Linked DNA regions of Homo sapiens: region 2 is linked to region 1. The links are chromatin loops, found by intact Hi-C in ENCODE. Cell type or tissue: CD4-positive, alpha-beta T cell. All regions are shown on one strand. Links, peaks and the distances in the headings refer to the core of each region. The heading gives the core; the rest is flanking DNA.

Region 1 (2,922 bases), core at 325-2,824:
GTCCCAAAAGGGAACCAAGGGAAGTGAATTGTTGAGAGAAATTAGGAACTAAGGAGAGCTGGGAAAATTGAGCACATTGCTTAGAAAAGGGGTCAATGAGAAATAGAGAGTTGGTCTGTCAACATCAAGAGCATCAAGGAAGATAGCCTAAGTCTGCACTAATTTAAAGGAAGCCAACCCCAACCTACTCCTGTGTCCTGAGAAACAATACTCCACCCATTAATCCCACTGAATTTAATGAATGCCACAGTGTATCAGAGAAACAGTAGGTGACTCAGAGCAGGAGCAGGAGTTTTGTGCGGCCAGACACAGGGTACAAGGTATAAGATGTACATGAATCAGGATGATGGTCATGCCGGGCAGGATGTTACCAAAGATTGATGTGCCTGCAAAGGGACCCATAGGAAAGAAAGAGGACTCGGTGGAAGGGGGTGATCTGAGAAGGTTTCTGGGGACTGCTGAGCCCAGAATTTCACACATGTATAAGCATGGTGGTGAGAGTAGCTACAAAAATTAAGAAACCTTAATGTTAGTGAATGTGTTTGGCTGAAGACAAGTCCTTTTACTAAAAGGGCTGTAAAGCTCTCCCATAAGGGTTGGCAAAGGAAGCCTTTGTAAAATCTGGTGTGGAGAAGGGGCATGATGAGTCAACATGGCATTGAAACTGTCCATGAGAAATCAGGTTAGGAGGCTAATGAAACACGGTGTGAAGGCCTAAACTAGGGTTCTGGCAATAATGATAGGAAAAAATGTTATGAAAGGGATAATAAATTGATTTGGTTACTGAATAAGACATAGAGAATGAAGGAGAAGACAGAAGTCAAGAATGAGTCTTGATCATCAATGAAATCATAGCAATGTTGATGGATAAATAAAAATTAGAAGAGTCATAGTTAATGAGGAGAGGAGAGCTTAAGAGAACACAGGGAGATATGCATAGATACCTGGAGACACAGTCTGATGTTCTCATCAGTGATCAGGTCTAAGTGATGAGATTCAGAGGTCATCTATAAGGAGAGACGTATGACTCCTTGAGTGTGGGGAACAAGGTAGAGAAGCAGAAGGCCATGGTCTGAGCCTTGAGTGACATCAGAGAAATTTTCTATCTGCTAGGGAAGTGGGAAGAAACATTTCAATTAAAAAGCATTTCAATTCAATAATGAGAGATACTGGAAAAAGAAGCTGAAGGCATCAAAACTTAGAGATGGTAAGGAAGTCGTCGGTGCTCTTGGGTTGAGTACCTAAGACTGGTGAAGGGGAAGCACTGTGTGTGTGTGTGTGTGTGTGTGTGTGTGTGTGTGTGTGTGTGTGTGTGTGTGTGTGTGTGTGTGTGTGTGAAGGATGGCCTGGAACAGGCAAGGAAACCCAGAAACTTGGAGTTCTTTCAGGCAACTGTCAAACTCCTTTAGCTCCCAGGATGCTGCTCTCAAGGTGTTGCCAGGGTAGGACCAAGTGCCCAAAGACGCTGGCCACATTTTTGAGGTTGGTAAAACCTGGTCTGGAACTCCTGGTGCCACGCTGGCATGTAAACAGGTATCTACTAGCCTCTCCATTGTCTCAAGACCAATATATGCTGGACAATCTTGGCCCTAGATGGAACTCCATAACAAATACATGAGGGGAAGTGCATTAGAAAGCATTTCCATTTGTGTACAAACAATACTTTAAAAACTGCTTGCATTTTTGGGAGTTGAGTTTGGTGGTTGCCTGGAAGAATGCCCAACCCCAGTTCTACTAGAAATCTTGGCCCAGCTAGTGATAATTAATGTTTTATGAAGAGTGTGAGCTGACCTACAAGAATACATATGAGAATGGTGGAAAATATGTTTGAAATTATCTCAGTACATAAAGGTAGAGTCACCATTTGTGTGTAACTAGAGAGTTTGAGTTGCCCAGCCTAAGTCTGAGACCTGCCAACCTCACCTCCTTGCTCTGTAAACTTGAGCATGTCTCAGACTCTCAGAGCCAACTTCAAATCTCAGACCATCTCACGGTGTAAAAAGAATAAAATGGACTAAATTACATAGCAGGACTTTATGAATTATAAAGTGCTTTTTAAATTATTATATTGCCAATAAGTAGTAAAAGAGCCTTTCTTTAAGTTGGACTTCAGAACCTAGAGTTCAAGCATTTGACAATGACTTTCCCTGCATGAGTTTTTCCCTCATCTGCTATTCCTAATTCAGTAATACATAGCAAGTTTCCTTTTCCCAGTTATCCTCAATCATTTTTAGCAGAGAAACTTCACAGCCCCATGCCCTCTAAAATGAGTTTGGAACTAAGACAGGAGGTTTGGGAAGACAGTTCGGTGATCTGAAACAAATAATTCATTTGGGGGCTTATGTCTCATTTTCTTGTAGGGCAATTCCAAGACCTGACTCACTTTGGGCTGAAGCTGTTAGAAAATGTCCATGTAGCCTTAGTTTAGGAGAGCTGCAAAACACCACCTCCCAGGCCCATTATACTGCCAGGCACTTTCACGTCCTTTACAATACAAAATTTAACCTAATCCTCAAAGCAGCTTCTCGGGTTTAAACTACTATTCCTAGTTAACAGATGAAGAGTCTGAGGCTCAGAAAAATTGAAAAATGTGCCAAAAGTCACATATATATGTGCCACAGCTGAGATTTTAATCCTTTTTTTCAAGTCTACCCCTATATACCACCATTAAACCACCCCTATAAGGAAGAGTCTCTGTGAACCAAAGGAATTATTTTGAGCTCCTTCTCCCACTATTTGGACTCAAGAGTTTCATCGAATATGCTACTCTGTCAGCAGGGCTGAGATAGAGAAATTATCCAGTGGAAAGGATCACAGAACCCAGAAATAGATCCACATATATATGAACACCACTTAATATAAACACAACTGACAGTGCAGCTCAACAAGGAAAGAACAGACTATTCAACAAATCTCACTGCA
Region 2 (2,922 bases), core at 275-2,774, 50 kb after region 1:
CATAGATATAGAGATAGATCTCTCACATATAGACCTATATATCTATACATGGAGAGACAGAGAGAGAAGAACAGGGGAGGGGGCACAGAGAGAGACACATTGAGAGACAGATTTATTATAAGAAGTTGGTTCATGTGATTATGGAGCTGAGAAGTCCCAAGATCTGCCATCTGCAAGCTGGAGAACCGGGAAAGCCAGCAATATAGTTCTACAGTCCAAGTCCAAAGGCCTGACAACTGGGAATTCCAATGCTGTAAGTACCAGTTCAAAGGAAGAAGACTGATGTCCCAGATCAAGCAGTTAGACAGAGGGCAAATTCACTTTTCCTCTGCCTTTTTGCTCTATTCAGGCCCTCAATTGATTGGAACTTCTACATTAGGGAGGGCAATCTACTTTATTCAGTCTGCTGATTCAAATGCATATCTCATCCAGAAACACACCCACAGAAACACCCGAGAAATAATGTTTAGCCAGACACCTGGGCACCCCATGGTCTAGTCAAGTTGATACATAAAATTAACCATCACAGACATACAGCAGGTCACTCATGAGACACGCTTGCTTGACATGCTGGGCTTCTCTGTAGGATTTGCAGGGAGAAATCATACCTTAAAGTATTCACAGGAAGGAGGAGGAGGATTTATCTGACCATCTTCCTCCAGTCTCCCATTTCCCACCAGTCAAGATTTACCCAACAGTGAGCAAATCCCCCTGGGCTTCTGGATTGCATCATCCAATCCCCATTCACCACAAAACCAAATCCCATGGTGTGATCAAGCCTGGAAAAGGAGGGAAAACTCAGAATTGTCTGGGCACCTAACGAGAGAAAATAGAGGCAGTTGAAGAAATCCAAGAAAGCACACAAAGTTTGTGTCCAAAATTAAGGGGGAAAAAAAAAGAAAAACAAGTAAATGAAAATATAGAGACATTTTTAAAATACAGAGAAGTTGAGGAAACTGACTTTGAGTGGTAGGTGATGTTCAAAGAGAGCTCAAGTAAACTGTGGGAAAGGAAGGAATGGGGAACATGGCTGTGACCCCAAAACCTTAAGGACCTGCAATACGTTTTTAAAAAGTAAAAGAAGCCTTGTTATAACTGCAATACTATAGAATCCTAGAAATTCAGAGCAGACATTAGAAATCACTTTCCTTAACCTTTTCACTTTAAAGATGAGGCAACTAAGGCCAGGAGAGAATTAATGGTAACTAACTTTCATAAATGTACAATGTTTGCTATGAATGAACCTGTGTGTGTGTGTGTCTGTGTGTGTGTGTGTGTGTGTCTGTGTGTGTGTGTGTGTGTGTGTGTGTGTCCCCAGGATGTCATCTACACATTTCTCCACCTGGTGGCTCCTGCCTGAATTACAGGCAGAGTCCAGCCAGCGGAAAGAAGCAGCAGAGGACACTGTCTTGGAATCCCAGAAGAAAATCTTAAGAGCTGAGACCTGAGACCTCCTTCACAAACCCAGGCCAGCTTCTCGTGGACTAGCCTTAGTCCTCAGAGACTCAGAATGTTTGCTGGCCCTCTCTCCAGTTCTGTGATCCCTCCTCTGTAGCTCCCTTTCCATAAAAGAAAATACCAACCAGGGGGAAAGCAACCAACAAAAGGTATAATGTTTGACCAGTGGTCCTGGACACTAATTCTTTGAAGACTTCCAAGATGGTAAATGGAAAGAACAACCCACATGCATGCACATACATATACATATACAAAATGCAAAGACTAAGACCCAATTAGCCTCTCACTCTGTTTCTTTTACTGGAAGGGAAGTGTCACCAGCCTCAACTACTACTCCCCATCCCCTGCAACTGCCATTCTTTCTGACTTATCTCTAGAAAAGGCCATGTGACCTCTCCCTCAGGTTGATCCATTGTCCCAGCCAGAATGTCCAGCCAAAGCAGAATAAAGCATCTACTGGACCTAAAGGAGTGCCCCTGATATCTCCCAACTGGGTTCTGAAAGGATCCTCTGAGGGGATTTTATCATAGACACATTTAAAATGCCAAGAATGAATCGATGTGTCACCAAATTTCAGTGTCAGTGCTAGAGGCATATTTACAGCTCAAATGAAGTCCATTAAAAAGAAGAAGAAGAAGAAGAAGAAGAAGAAGAAGAAGAAGAAGAAGAAGAAGAAGAAGAAGAAGAAGAAGAAGAAGAAGAAGAAATTCCACTTTCTTCTCTAGCTGTGAAAATATTCTCTGAGGAGTCTCCTGTCTGAACACGTATATGACCAAGAGTGGAATTTATCAGAGCAGATGTGAGAAAAAGAGTTTAGTGTTAGTTCTCTACTGCCATGTAACAAATTACCCCAAACTTAGAAGTTTAGAACAACAAACATTTATTATCCAGACATCTATTCCTGAGGGTCAGCAATCCAAGAGCTGCATAGCTGGGCGATTCTGGCTCAGGGTTTTTCATGAGGTTATAGTCAAGCTGTCAACCAGTCCTACAGTCATATGAAATCTTGACTCAGGCTGGAGGATCCACATCCACAATGTCGCCTAATTTCTGACTGGAGGCCTTGGGTTCCTAATGGCTGATGGCAGGAAGCTTCAGTTTCTCTCCACATAGGCTTCTCCGTGGGGATACCTGAGTGTTCTCATGACATGGCAGTGGACATGTGATCCAAGAAAGAGCAGGGCAGAAGACTTGTCTTTCAAAATCTAGCCTCAGGATTGATATACCATCAATCTGCTGTACTCTAGTGGTCGTATAGACTAACTCTGATAACGTGAGAAAGAAATACACAAGGGCCTAAATAGTGGGAGGCAGGGAATACTTGGCCTTTGGGATTCTCTAGTGGCCACCTTTAAGGCTGGCTAAAACATATTAGGTGGTAAATGCAACGGAACTCATGACTCCAATATATAAAATAAAAATAGAATTACTAATAAATACTGAAGATTGGTGGTCCTCAGATTT

Evidence for each region. A loop is a pair of places that touch in the nucleus more often than their neighbours do. Peaks named below come from ENCODE experiments on the same cell type or tissue, not always from the same donor. Only the 100,000 strongest peaks of a DNase experiment are listed, where the experiment ranks them.
Region 2: it touches region 1 in a loop (5-fold over the local background); 6 of 110 quality-filtered maps call a loop at or near these places.

What each region holds. Positions count from the first base shown.
Region 1 is chr2:113,345,856-113,348,777 of GRCh38, reverse strand. The region is part of intron 2 of LINC02966 (long intergenic non-protein coding RNA 2966); the gene reads right to left. Among named protein-coding and RNA genes, the nearest start is that of LINC02966, 22 kb to the right of the region's middle. In CD4-positive, alpha-beta T cell, for the core only: no CTCF peak of the experiment used is centred there; no DNase peak of the experiment used is centred there.
Region 2 is chr2:113,296,191-113,299,112 of GRCh38, reverse strand. No RefSeq gene overlaps it. Among named protein-coding and RNA genes, the nearest start is that of PAX8, 19 kb to the right of the region's middle. In CD4-positive, alpha-beta T cell, for the core only: no CTCF peak of the experiment used is centred there; a DNase peak (open chromatin) is centred at 1,362.